3 separate regions of the Homo sapiens genome follow, and all the other regions are linked to region 1. Evidence: chromatin contacts called from ENCODE Hi-C or POLR2A ChIA-PET data. All regions are on one chromosome and are shown on one strand. Each heading gives the region's core, a stretch centred on a gene start or an enhancer-like site at or near the end of the contact. The rest is flanking DNA. Distances are from core to core; before and after follow the strand shown.

Region 1 (4,603 bases), core at 564-3,063:
CAGTTGTAATTTTTTTCTATTTATTATTAAGATCACTTTGCATGATTTCAGCTAGCATCATCGTTTTCATGGTTCTTTCCTACTAGGTAAAACAAGGATTGCCTTGCGAGGTATATATAAAAATTCGTGAGGTGCATCAAAGTTCTTTAATGGAAAAATCAAAGTCCTGCACACTTACTTTAGAAAAGAAAATCCCTCCCAGCACTTTGGGAGGCTGAGGCGGGCGGATCACGAGGTCAGGAGATCAAGACCATCCTGGCTAACACGGTGAAACCCCGTCTCTACTAAAAATACAAAAAAAAAATAGCCGGGAGGGGTGGCAGGCACCTGTAGTCCCAGCTACTTGGGAGGTTGAGGCAGGAGAATGGCAGGAACCCAGGAGGCAGAGCTTGCAGTGAGCTGAGATCGCACCACTGCACTCCAGCCTAGGCAACAGAGCGAGACTCCATCTCAAAAAAAAAGGAACATTTTGAAGTCAATCATCCAAGGTTTCACCTTAAAGCTACAAAAAGAAGAGCAAACTGAACCTGAAGAAAGGAAATCATAAAGAGCAGAAATTAATGTATAGAATAATGCATAAACAACAGAGAAAAATAAATGAAATCAAATGACACAGCAATAGTATTCCTAAGATGTATGTAAAAGAAATGAAAACATATTCCCATGCAAAGATTGGTACCTATTCATTATAACCCAAGCTAAAAACAAGACAAATAGTCATCAAGGGGTAAATGGAAAAATAAATTGTGGTATATCCATTCAATGGCAAGCCACTACTCTGCAGTAAAAAAGAATAAACTGGCAGGGCGTGGTGACTCATGCCTGAATCCCAGCACTTTGGGAGGCCGAGGTGGGTGGATCACGAGGTCAGGAGGCCGAGACCACCCTGGCTAACATGGTGAAACCCCATCTCTACTAAAAATACAAAAAATTAGCTGGGCATGGTGGCGGGCACCTGTAGTCCCAGCTACCCGGGAGGCTGAGGCAGGAGAAGAACCTGGGAGGTGGAGCTTGCAGTGAGCCGAGGTTGCACCACTGCACTTCAGCCTGGGCAACAGAGCGAGACTCCAGCTCAAAAAAAAAAAAAAAAAGGAATAAACTACAAGTTTATGCAACAACATAAATCTTAACATTTTGAAAACATTATGCTGTGTAAAGAAAAGCCAGACACCAAAAGGTGTCTGTGATAACCTGCATAATTCTATTTCTGTGAAAATCTGGAATGGGAAAATCTAATCTGTATTGATTGAAAGTGGATTAGTGGCTGCCTGGTACCTGGGGGGAGCTGAGAGGATTGACTATCAAAGGGCATGAGGAAACATTTTAGGGTGATGGAAATGTTCTATATTTTGTTTGTTATGGTGGTTACTTGGTGCCTGTATTTGTTAAAACTTGCTGAATTGTACATTTAACATGGGTGCATTTAATTGAAAATAAAATAAAACATGAGGAATCCCAAAATGTGAATTTGAAGAATATGTTTATGTAACCTTGGATTCTTGTGAACCAAGAGTGTGGATGGTGGTATGGGGGTAGGGGGAGGTGGCGTGCACTTGTTTACAGTGATGCCTGTTTGTGTTCAGGTGTGTGTGTGTGTGTGTGTGTGTGGTGATGGTGGTAGTGAGAGAGCCTTCATTGTATATTTATTTTCAACAACAAAATTCGGTCAACAATAAGAAAATCTGTAGCCTTCTGCATCGTCTACCTTAAATGCATTGGCACTGAGAACTGAAGGCATGTTCTCTGCCAATGAGTAATTTACAACCTAATGCTCCACAACAAAGTGAGTTTATCTCTCTCCAAGTTCCCTAACAACAGGCCACCTACTTCCTCGGGGTTTTTTCCAGGAACTAGGTCTTTCAGGCAAATGATGGGTAATAGTCGCCTCCTCCCCACCCCACCCCTCATACACACACACACACACACACACACACACACACACACACACACACACACACAGGCTGTACTTCCTGGGGGAATTCAGACCCAATCTGAACTAGTTTTTGGAAGCCTGACAGTTCCTCTACAGCTGGCGGCCTGAGAGGATGTGGGGCTGCTGCAAGCAATGTGAAACAGAATGGAAGGTGGAGGGGCCCCACAAACTATCCCAGAAGGTGCTTGGTTTCCTACTTTGAAAGATGGCACAGCTTTCTTTAAGCCTTGGCCCCAGGGCAAAGGATAACAGACTTTATTGCGTTTCATTGGTCATCTCTTCTGGGACCAAACCTCTTGCTCAGCAAACCAATGCTAAGCCTAGTGGGCCAGGCAATCTGCCCAGAATCATCCCTTCCAGAAGACATGGCCTGAGCTTGGCTTCTTCCAGGACTGGACGTCTGTGTTTTCTGCCGCTATAGGCACGTGCAGGCTGTGGAAATTGCTGGGGCTCTGCTTCACCAATGTCTGTTCAGTGTTGCTTCTGTTCATTTTTCCATATAGCACTGTTTGTAAAGCCCAGAAGCTGCCTAACTTCTCCTGTTAAGCACCTTCTTCACAAGTTACTTCTTTTAAGTAGTTGCCCATGATATTCCAAAGTTGCATTCACATACCATCCTTTTTCGCTGGATGTTACAAATGATTGAGCTTGGCAGAAGTCAGAGTACTTCTTGTTTTCTCAACCTGCAGCTTACGGGAGGTTATGTACTATACTAGAATACACCACATCCAGCCCTTTGATCCATACACTTTAGTACTCAAGTTGATGATGTCAAATATTAAACATTCAATAATAGTGCCCCAAACCAAAAAAGCTATGCATTGTTTTTTCCAATCTTCAAGGGTTAGGATGTGACTGTGTCATATGAGAAACATTAGCCTCCTTGCCTGAGGATGAATCTAGAGTAGACAATGCCCACCCCATAGACAGACAAGCAATGCAGAGATATCTACTGAGAGGTGTCTCCTCCTTGCCCATCTACAGCTTCCTGTTGGGGATTTGAACTTGACTTCCAAGGTCTCTGACTCACCGATCCAACCAAATCCACTTTAATCATTTCCGATTCCCTCTCACATGTCCTTGGGACTGGATAGAGACAGGCAGACAAACAACTTACACGTTAGGTCTAAAAACTCAAGACTCTAATGTTAATCTAAAACATAAATGCATTTTCTTTCACTGCAGCAGAGTTTCTTTTGCTCCCACAAATGCTAGCCAAGAAAATCCAAGTGAAATCTCTGGGGAGAATAGATGAATGTCACAACCAGAGTCACATTATCAAGAATGAGGCTGACTTGAGTTATATAACAGATGAAGAACCTTATAGGATTGATGCCTGTTATCAGGTCAGAATCACATTGCAAGCCAAATCCTATTTAAGATGTGTGTGGTTAACACTCGCTGCTAGAGTGCTCTTATGCACTGTTCAGGAATAAAAACTGGCTGTGCTCGGCTCAAGTGTCCTCATGGCACCAGGGCAAAATACACAAGCATGGCACTGGTACTTGTCCAGAAATGAAGAAAAGTTGCTAGAAAATGGCCAAGCCAATCAACCATGATTTTGGACATATTTTAAAATTTGTTTTCAAGTTTAATTTGAAGGTAGACATAGTAGTTTCTGCCAACTGTCAAAGTGAAACAACTTAACGTACTCTTTGACCTATTGCCACCTCTTGATACACGGCAAGATGGAAAAACTTAGAATATAAATCCCACATTTATAGTGTGTGTACCCCCTCTCTGATCTAGATAGAGAAACTGGGTGGGAGGGTTGGGACGGGGGATAGAAGTTCCTCTTAAGCTCAAACTCCCCAGAAACTTTTTTCCTACAGTTGTAAAAGTATTGGTAATTTTTAAAATAAGTTTACTCTGTATTTTACAAACATTACTCTTGAGAGCTTCATCTCACCAGAAGCAGAAGTATCCAGTATTGTGGGATAACAAGGCCCCCAGGGTATTTCCAACCAGACTGGCAATGAGAAGCAGTAGAACCACCTAACAAAGGAAACATCATTCTCTTGCATTACCTAAAAATTGCTGAGCCCCGACATGGTCAGTCAAAATAAAGAAGTGTTAGAGAATAATGTGAAGACTCACTGACCCCCAGACAGACCCCGCAAACTGGCAATTACCTTGGTGAACTTGTTGCTCTCCAAAATCTGGTCCATAATTTTGTAGGTGCAGAAATGATGTTGTAAGTGCACCAGGATTGGCTAGACTGGAAATGCTGACTCACTCAAAGCCCACAAGATAATGATGTATAAAGCTAGAATGCAAATTGAGAATTTTACACTCACGGTGGTCTGAGTAGCCCATTCTCTTATTTTAAACAAGCTACATTAACATAAGGTTGGTTGTTAATTTATTTAATTTTATTTTTGTTTAATTTTATTTATTTATTTATTGGGACAAAGTCTCACTCCATCACCCAGGCTGGAGTGCAGTGGCATGATGTAGGCTCACTGCAACCTTCGCCTCCCGGGTTCAAGTGATTCTCATTCCTCAGCCTTTCAAGTAGCTGGGACTCAGGCGTGCACCACCACACCCAGCTAATTTTTGTATTTTCAGTAGAGACGAGATTTTGCCATGTTGGCCAGGCTGGTCTCAAACTCCTGGCCTCAAGTGATCCACCTGCCTTAGCCTCCCAAAGTGCTGGGATTATAGATGTGA
Region 2 (4,603 bases), core at 500-2,999, 56 kb after region 1:
CCTCCATATGCTGAACGCTGGTTCCCTGGGTCCCCTTATTTCTTTATCTATACTTTGTGTCTTTTTCTTTTCCAAGTCTCTCGTTCCACCTAACGAGAAACACCCACAGGTGTGGAGGGGCAACCCACCCCTTCAGAGGAGTTCATCTCAGTAAGGTAGACCATGAGATCATTCACCAAGCCAGAGATTGTCCTTTGGTCTGGTGACATCTTCGAGTGGCTGCTGCAGGCCAGGAGCTGTGCTGGGCACCAAGCGTGCAAAGTCGAATAACACAGAAACCCGTTTTCAAGGAGTGCATAATGGCTTTAAAGGAGAGAGATTTGAAAACAAATTATTACAACTAAGTATAATAAGTGCTCTAATAGAAATATCCACTGGGTGGAGTGGAGCACAGAGGAAGGAGTGATCAGGACAACCTATGGAGGAGGGAGGGAAGGCGGTTCAGAGGAGGCTTCTTGTAACTTGTGTACTGAATCGCAAATATTTCAAGTATGTAAAGAGTAACCTGGGTGGGAACACTCTGGCCAGAGGGAGCACCATGTCCAGAGGCAGCCAGTAGCATAGTGGGTTAGAGGGAGGGCAAGTTTGAACCGCTAGTGTGTAAGGTTCAAGGGGAGAATTGGGGTAGGAGAAGGAGGTGGCATGCCTGGGCAAAAAAATTGGAGAGGTGAGTGACGGCCAGGCTACAGAGGTCCTGTTTTCTGTATAAGGAGGCTGGACTTTCCTCCTACAGGAATGGAAGTCATTGATGAGTTTAAATCAAAGATTTCACATCTGAGGCCATGTGGAGGAAGAATTGGAAGAATTCCTGATGAGAAGCAAGAAAAGCAATGACAGTTTGAGTTTGGGAAACAACTATTGGATAGAGAAAAGGAAACTGAAAAGAGAGGGGCTTAATTGATACAATTAATGAGATTTGGCTTCCGTCTGAATGTAAGGGTGAGGAAGGAGGAGTCCAGAAGACTCCCGGGTTCGTGGCATGGGGAAATCAAGGATGGAGTGCCCATCCCTAAGATAGAAAACAAATGTAGAGGGGGAACCTAGTTGGGAGTTAGGATGATAAAGTTTGAAATGTAAAAGTGGTTAAGAGGAATGAAATAAACAATCAATCATAAGTGGTTATCAAATGGTACGAGGGTCAAGTTGAAGTTAGCCGCATGAATCAGTAGTAACATCACCAGGAGGTGACCTAAGCTTCCCAGCAGAGCTTAGGAGTGAAGCAGAGAAAACAGGTTCATCTTTCCTCTAGAGCAAAGTGCGGGAATGTGAGAGTGGTAGAAGGTCAAGCAGAAAGAGAACTATCAGGCACCAGTGACGGTGCAGCTCAATGTCACTGAGCTTGAGCTCTGTGCCAGGATAGATGAGGAGCCAGAGGAAAGCCTAGTAAAGAGTTCCGGGACAGTGAAGGGAACAGAAGGTGTTTCTGAGGTCAAACAGAAGTTCAGTGGGAGACGTAGGGATAAGTGGCTATGGTCAGGATAGAGAATCGCAACATGTAGGATGCCAGAGGTAGAGTGCTTTCAGTTGACCTTGAGTTCTAAGATGTGGCTGTGCTCCAAGGGGGCTACTTGCACTAATGTGGCTCGGGTAGTGTCTGAAGTTAGATTTGAGAATTTGATCAGAGAGGACAGTAAGCATGGATGAGGAAGTCACTGTGACTCATGGCAGGGGAGGGTGGAGGGCACCCTCTGAGGAAGATGGAGATATATCCTGAAAGCCCTTCCTGCGGTCTATGAGGCCGGGTGCCATCTGCCTCCCGCCAGCCTCTCTTCCTGCGGCCCTGGTCCAGCCTCCCCACTCCAGCCCAGTGGGCCTTCTTTCAGTTCCTTGAATGCCCTGGACTTTGTTTCACCCCAGGGCCCTCACAAGTGCAATTTCCTCTTCTCAGAATTTCTAACACCCTTCAGCTTCTGCTCTACCTTCTTCCACTCCAATCAGATCTCATTTTGAATATCACTTCCCCAAGAAGACTTTCCCCAAATCGTCGGGCCTTAAGTCTGTGTTAGAACCCTCTGTCAAACTTCCCCCTATTACCTAGTACTTCTTAGCATTTACCACAATTGTAACTCAGTATGGTGTAATGATTTGCTTATGGCCAATCTCAGTGGATAAGCTTTTTGAGGGCAGACACCCTACCTGCCTTGTCTATTAATACAACTCAGTCCCTAATAGAGGACCCACTGATGCATTTTTACCTACCCTTGGTCTGTGAGGATTGGAAGTGGCACAATGCAATGTATGCGGTATTTTGATATAAAATATTGAACTAATATTCCAGAAATACATTTAAAATGTTAGATTAAATGTGTAAGTGAATGTGAAGGTAAATGGTTCACTGGATGGTGAAACAGCTAATCTCTCAAATTAAGACTCTACAGCATATAAATATATAGGCTGCTGCTACCCAAAGGACAATCTCTCAGTCTCTCCCGGAGTACCTCGCTGCCAGATCAATCTTCTTTAAACACCATTTTTATCACAGGACTCATGCTTAAAATTTTCAGAGACTCCATTTCCCTTCCCTGCTGCAACTGAAGTCCCCCCACAGACTTGCAGTGGCCTTTAGAATGTGTCTGGGCCCCGGCTCACTTCTGCTCATGGAAGGCTAGTTCTTTCATGCTTCCATTAACCTATCGGGCTCATTTTCCCACCTCCATGACTTGGCCCACAGTGCCTCCCTTTCTTGGAAGGCCCTCACCTTTCTCCAGAACACACTGGGCATTGTCCCTGTCACTTAAGACCGACCTCAACTCTCAGTTCCTCCCTGGAGCTTCAGCCTCTGGCCGTTTCTTGCCTAGTTGTTTTAGGCTCCTTTGAATTCCTATAGCCCCAGAGAACCACAACATAGTTCTCAATGTATACTGTCCTGGATTGTTCAGTATAGATTCTTGGGAGTTATACACGTCTCATAATAGATAATAAATTCCTCATCAAACCAAGGGGAACCTAAAATAATGTAGATCACCCTTGTCTTCCCCCAGACTATGATGCTGGTCAGGTTATCTGTTTACTGAATGTCCAAACACCTTGAGAAATCATTTTACCTTAAGAATTTCTTTTCAAATTCAATATATTTTGTTTCTATTTATTTATTTTATTTTAATTAATTTTTTTTTTGAGACAGAGTCTCACTCTGTCTCCCAGGCTGGAGTGCAGTGGCGCGATCTCAGCTCACTGCAACCTCCACCTCCTGGGTTCAAGCAATTCTCCTGCTTCAGCCTCCCCAGTAGCTGGGATTACAGGCACCCACCACCGTGCCTGGCTAATTTTTATATTTTTTAGTAGAGATGGGGTTTTGCCATGAGTCAGGAATTCGAGACAGGATGGTCTGAAACTCCTGACCTCATGTGATCCACCGCCTTGGCCTCCCCAAATGCTGGGATTACAGACGTAAGCCACCAGGCCCGGCTGAAATTTAACATATTTTGGAAAATATATTTTAGCATTGCTTTTCTTGTTTTTTCCCCTAGTCTCCTGCGAGTATATAGTTAATGGGATATGTTTGGGATGAATTATAAACAATCCCTTTCTAGAATACATTTACTGCCATAAGGATCTCTCCCAAGTCAGTTATTTGAGGTCATATGATATTTACAAGTGAGGCTGGACTAGGGATAGGAATTCCTGGTATTCTGTGTATTTTTCTAACTGACTGCAGTGACTCTCATAACATATGAAGACATTATTACAAAGTATGTTTAAGGCAATTCAGGACTTTTTTGTGTGTGACTCTTATTTAAACAACTATTTCCAGTGATTTTCTTGGCTGTATATCCCATAGAAATTAGGCAAGCTCTGTCTTTGAATCGCTGAAGGCATATTTCTTATAAAACGAAAACAGTTTTCATTTAAAAAAAAAAAAACCTCTATGTATTAAATCCATAAAAAAGAAAACAGAAAGGAAATCTACGTAACAAATGACAGTTAGTTACGTGTGTGTGGTTAAGGGCTCACTATCATTATATTCATAAAAATATTAATTATGTGCAGGGCTAGAATCCAAGACATATCTATAACTCCTTAGGAAATAATGTACAGGCTCATAGTCACTAATCAGCTGAAAAAAAGTCCTTGGAAAATTTAGAGAATGTGAGATTATTTTGCTTAACCAAGAGAAATAACACTGGATGGTGGTCAAAGCTTATGAACACAGTTTGTATACAAAGATAGGCAGTTCATATATCATTCTTTATCCTTTGAGAAAAGGTAACATAACATTTCAAGGTTCCGTGTCCCTTTTGCAAGTAAAAAAAAAAACAAAATAAAAAAAAAAACGTGGTGGAGGCAATTCTGGAATATCCAGGAAATCTGATCTCACAAATGAGGAAGCTCCCAAATATGGGCATAGAGTGAGACCAATTTTCCAGTGCAAATCCTCTGAGGTATATGCAGTTGGGAATACCCTTATTAAAAATTCCTTTCCCAAATCCAGTTTTAGAAGATCTGTTTAATTGCTAGATAAAACAGAAAAAAAAAGTCTAAAACTCTTTTTAGATTACTGATGGGAAAAAACAACAGTCATGATGTGGGGAATCACCCAAAGTTTTCTATAGACTCATAGGATCCAAGTAATCAGAGGCACTAATTTCAGGAGCCCTGGTTC
Region 3 (4,603 bases), core at 836-3,335, 36 kb before region 1:
AAGAAACAGCAGCCAAGGCTGACAGGAAACCTGAAACCTAAAAACTCCCCATGCCTTCCACATGACAAACACGACAGGACTCAAGTGTCCAACACTAGCATTTCAACTCCGTCTCAACTTGATACCAATCCTTGCACTTTCAGGCCAGGAGAAAATAGATTTTGAGCTCAAATAATGTTAATGCTCCATTTTTTTTTAATGTGGGAAAATAAGAAACAACCAAAATCTGATGGGATGTCATCAAGAAAATCATGAAACAGCATTTGATCACGTAATCTGCCATCATCACAAATCACGTTTTCAAGGAATATTCACTGTCTAAGGAAATGCACGTCACGTAAGGGTATGAAGAAAAGCAGGCTGACATGCCAGAATGTGCTCTAGATTTGCTGAGAGAAATTGTGTTTTGGTACAATAAAGAAGTTGTACTGACAGAATATAGCCCTGTTTTATATAATTAATAAATTGCCTTCATTCACAGAATATTGATGGTACTGTTATACCATAAGAATAGTCAAGATATGTGAAATATCAAAGTGTCCTTACTTGCATAAAATTTAATCCCTAAAAACCTGTCACCTGATATATCTAGATACTTGAAAACTTAATCATGGTAATTTTTACCTTTTTTTTGGTTAGCCTTTTAGCAACTTGGTTTAGTTTTCCCCTTTTGGAACTAAATAAACATTGTAAAATTTAAAATTACTACATAGAGACTAAAATTGTTCATGTAAAATTTCCACATAGCAGATTAATACATATTGACCTTTACCTTTAACAGATATGGACAAAAGTAGTTAAATGTTTTTGTTGAGTGTTTATTTAACTGCCTGTGGGAAAAAAAGAAAAACTTTTCTGAGCGTAATTTAATTGTTTGGAAGTTTTGGATAGTGCAGACTTTCTATTCTTATAGATTGAGAATCAATCAAGTATAGGTAAATTTTAAGGGGTTGAGATTTCTTTGAAACCATAAAGAAGAGGCAGGGAACTGCTCATACTTCTGTTTTGTTTTGCATGGTAGCCATTGCAAGTACCTTATGCATGAAATTAAATTGCTTGGGCTACAAACACTAAAGAGTCACATTAGCAATCCTCAAGCATTTGGTGGGAGAAGGGGGTGTTGTTGATGGTAGAGAACTACTTTCTGATTTTCTTCAAGTCTAATGGAGGGGATAGGAGTGGTGTGGCTTAAATAGAAGAGTGGAGTGGTGTGGCTTAAATAGAAGAGCGGACTTCCCGTGAGAGAGTGCAGATAAGCCAATTGATCCCCTTTCCCACACTGCTGGCATGAGGCAGGGCCAGAGATGCCAGGCCCCAGAGCCACAGGAAACCTGGAAGAGGCAGGACAGGCTGAGGGGTGAACAGGGTGGAGAGGGCACAGGAAGTGCACAGGATCCTCAGGGCGACCAAGGAAAGGAATGTGTGAGCTGGTGCCAAGAAGCTGAGGATAAAAAAGGATGAAGAAAGGAGAAGGGACTGGGTCAGCTGTAGGATAAGGAAGCTGGAGGAGGGGGCTCCTGGGCAGCCCTTGGTATGCCATCTTAGTTTCATTCCACACCTTGATAGGTAAGTCTTAGTTCTTCCATGGTCCCTCTCTTCTGAATTCTCAGGTGACCTCTCCCATAAGAGATACAACAGCTAATTCAGGCACCATCAGACAGCCCGGAGCCTGGGCTTCTGGGCATCATCCACACACCCCATGCAGGGATGGGGAGGTTAGGAAGATGCTGGGGAGTTTGTGGGTGTCTGAGATCAAGGTATGGGGAGGGAGGAGGTCTGTTGGTGGAGTCTACACTATTCCCCACTGCTCCAGGGTAATTCTCACCAGTATTCAGATTTGCCCCATCAAGTAGAGATATAAAAATACAGCTAGTACGTGAGGCCCTAGTCAGGAATACCTGCCCTCAATCCAGTCAACCCCATGTTCTCCCCATCTTCTCCCGATTCACCACAAGCTCTCCCCTCACTCCCATGATTGTCTTTAAGATGTTCAGGAGGTTATCACTCATGGCTACAGCAGTTCCAAATACAAAATTCATTTCTGGCTTATACTTCCAACCACCCCCCCACATTACCCACACCCACTTTCAAAAAGGATCTGAGGTCTATAAGTTGATATTCTATATAAATTGAAATAGAAAACGAAAAACTATTTGGAGAAAAGAGGAAGGAAATATACCAGCGGGTATAATTACTGTCACAGAGTAAGTCACAAAGAAATTGACTGAGGAAGTTGAAACTACTAAATACTCTTGTCTGTCTATATGTACTAACATCTCAGAGAAAATTCATTTCAATAGCACTAATTAATATCAATTTTATTGTATTCAATTAAAATGCTGTAGTTATAAAGCAAAATAATCTTAAAGATTATAAAATAGGTTTATGTTGATAGCAGAAGACACCTGATACCAGTAGCTGTATGAAAGCCATCACTTGGCAAAAGTCAAATGTGAAAGACAAACACAAGGATGCTTAACCACACATGTGGAGCCTGAAAATCAAGCAAATTGAAGCAGGTTGAATCACAGAAAAAAGCATGGATTTTAAAATCAGGCAAACCTTCTGAATTCAACTCAGCTTCCTATTCACTAGCTATGTCTCATGACCTCTCTGTGCTTCAACTTATTCATACCCAAAGCTTAGAAAGTTTGTAGTGAGAAATAGCCATAGGCATCTAATGAATCTACTACAGTGCCTGCCACACAGGAGGCACTCAATAAATAGTATTTATTAATCAAGCCCCTATAATAATTCAGGCAGTATTCTAGGTGCCAAAATTAGACTAATGAATGAAAGAAATCTTTGTTTTAATGAGGTTTATGCTGTGATGGGAGCAAATAGCCAGCAAGTAAGCAGAGAAAGAAGAAAGGGTGGGAGGAGGAAAGAAGGAAAGGAGGGAGAGGAGAGAGATCTGAAAGTGATATTCTATTGAAAAAATACAATAGTAATAAGGTAGAGAGTATCTTGGGGCAAGGGCTAGCTCCTCTAGCTAAGCAGTTGGACTTCTCCAACTGCCTCCTCAGAAGGCCTCTCTTAGGAGATGACATTTTGTCTGAGTGCTGATTGATGGAAAGGAAGTCAGAGTGGGTTAAGATCTTGTGAACAAGGACTCCAGCCAGAGGGAGTGGCAAACAGCAAAGGCCTTGGGACCAGAACAAATTTAACGTTTCCAGAGACAAAGAAAAGCCAATGAGGGACACGAAAGAAGTGTTATAAGTGGCATGTTATGAGTGGCAGAGGAGGGTATAGGCTAGGTCCTAGGTATTGGTGGAGTCAATTCAAGTAAGCCCTTGAAGGCCCAAATTGAGCTTAGATTTTATTTTAATTACAATGGGAAATGATGGGAGGGTTTTAAGCAGGAGAGTCATATGATGAAATGTAATTTTCAGAAAGACTATTCTGTGTGCTGTATGAAGAATGAAGGTGAGTTCTCACGGGTGGAGAAAGGCTGGAAGCAGGCAGACCAGGTAGGACACTGTGGGAGTCATTCAGGTGAAAGGTTGCTCAGGTGATCCTCAGCGATGGAGCAGGTGAGATGTGGTTGGATTGGGGATATATTTTGGAGGCAGAGAGGACAGGACTTCCCAAAGAATTAGATATGAGGGAAGAAAGAGATCAGAGATGATTCCCAGATGTTAGACCTGAGCCATAGGCTGATAGGTAAGGCAATGTCATTTGCTAAGATAAGGAAGAGCAGTGGAGAGATGGTTTGGGATTGATGGGGTAAAGATGGTCAGACATCTAAGTGGACATTCCAAGTAGACAGTTAGACATACAGACTGGAAATCAGGACCACACCTGGGAGATAATGCCTTCAATCCCAGAACTTTGGGAAACTGAGGTGGGCAGATCATGAAGTCAGGAGATCGAGACCATCTTGACCAACAAGGTGAAACCCCGTCTTTACTAAAATACAAAAAATTAGCCAGGCGTGGTGGTGTGCGCTTGTAGTCCCAGCTACTCAGGAGACTGAGGCGGGCGAATCGCTTGAACCCGGGAGGCAGAGGTTGCAGTGAGCTGAGATTGCACCACTGTACTCCAGCCTGGCGACAGAGCAAGACTCTGTCTCCAAAACGAAAAAAAAAAAGAAAAGAAAAAAAAAAAGAAAATTGTATTTATATAAAGTGTAATGTAAACTTACATTATACAAAATATCCAATTCAGTTTTACCAAATCGAAAAGAAAAAGCTTGACACTATTAGAAAGTGATATTCACTATTTTTTATGGAATTAAGTATTCTCAAAAACTTTTATTTAAATAACTCTTAAGTTACCTCTATCAACACACAAAAGTTGATTCAGTTAAAGAAAAAACAAAAAAAACTTAATTTCTCTGTGGGCATCAAAATCTGATAGAAGCAAGAAATGATTCAGTTGCAGTATCAGAAACATAGTTTTTATATCAACAAAATTCCTTCTTTGTTTCTTTGTTGGGTTTTTTTTTTTTTTTTTTTTTTTTTTTGACTAAGTCTTGCTCTGTCACACAGGCTGGAGTGCCGTGGCTCCATCGTACCTCACTGCAACCTCAACCTCCTGGGCTCAAGCGATCCTCTTGACTCAGCCTCCCAGATAGCTGGAACTATAGGCATGCACCACCACA

Evidence for each region. A loop is a pair of places that touch in the nucleus more often than their neighbours do. ChIA-PET counts read pairs that join two places held with the same protein, here RNA polymerase II (POLR2A). Pooled maps may share reads with other maps.
Region 2: a pooled map shows a loop between it and region 1 (5-fold over the local background). The contact joins two enhancer-like sites. A Hi-C loop is called at or near these places in 3 of 168 maps with a recorded cell type or tissue (endothelial cell of umbilical vein, mammary epithelial cell and psoas muscle), 2 of 37 single-sample maps with no recorded cell type and 13 of 50 pooled maps. POLR2A ChIA-PET finds 5 or more read pairs at or near these places in 11 of 52 experiments (AG04450, GM12878, HepG2 and 6 more).
Region 3: a loop to region 1 is called in a map with no recorded cell type, with 7 times the contacts of the local background. The contact joins two enhancer-like sites. A Hi-C loop is called at or near these places in 4 of 168 maps with a recorded cell type or tissue (Caco-2, heart left ventricle, mammary epithelial cell and 1 more), 9 of 37 single-sample maps with no recorded cell type and 10 of 50 pooled maps. POLR2A ChIA-PET finds 5 or more read pairs at or near these places in 11 of 52 experiments (BJ, GM12878, H1 and 7 more).

Annotation. Positions count from the first base shown.
Region 1 is chr6:137,788,683-137,793,285 of GRCh38, forward strand. No RefSeq gene overlaps it. Among named protein-coding and RNA genes, the nearest start is that of LINC02539, 52 kb to the left of the region's middle. Within about 2 kb of position 1,814, at least 6 of the 41 ENCODE cell types and tissues checked have a DNase peak (open chromatin) inside an H3K27ac peak, as active enhancers do.
Region 2 is chr6:137,845,207-137,849,809 of GRCh38, forward strand. All of the region lies in intron 3 of WAKMAR2 (wound and keratinocyte migration associated lncRNA 2), which reads right to left. Among named protein-coding and RNA genes, the nearest start is that of TNFAIP3, 20 kb to the right of the region's middle. Within about 2 kb of position 1,750, at least 5 of the 41 ENCODE cell types and tissues checked have a DNase peak (open chromatin) inside an H3K27ac peak, as active enhancers do.
Region 3 is chr6:137,752,431-137,757,033 of GRCh38, forward strand. No RefSeq gene overlaps it. Among named protein-coding and RNA genes, the nearest start is that of LINC02539, 16 kb to the left of the region's middle. Within about 2 kb of position 2,086, at least 3 of the 41 ENCODE cell types and tissues checked have a DNase peak (open chromatin) inside an H3K27ac peak, as active enhancers do.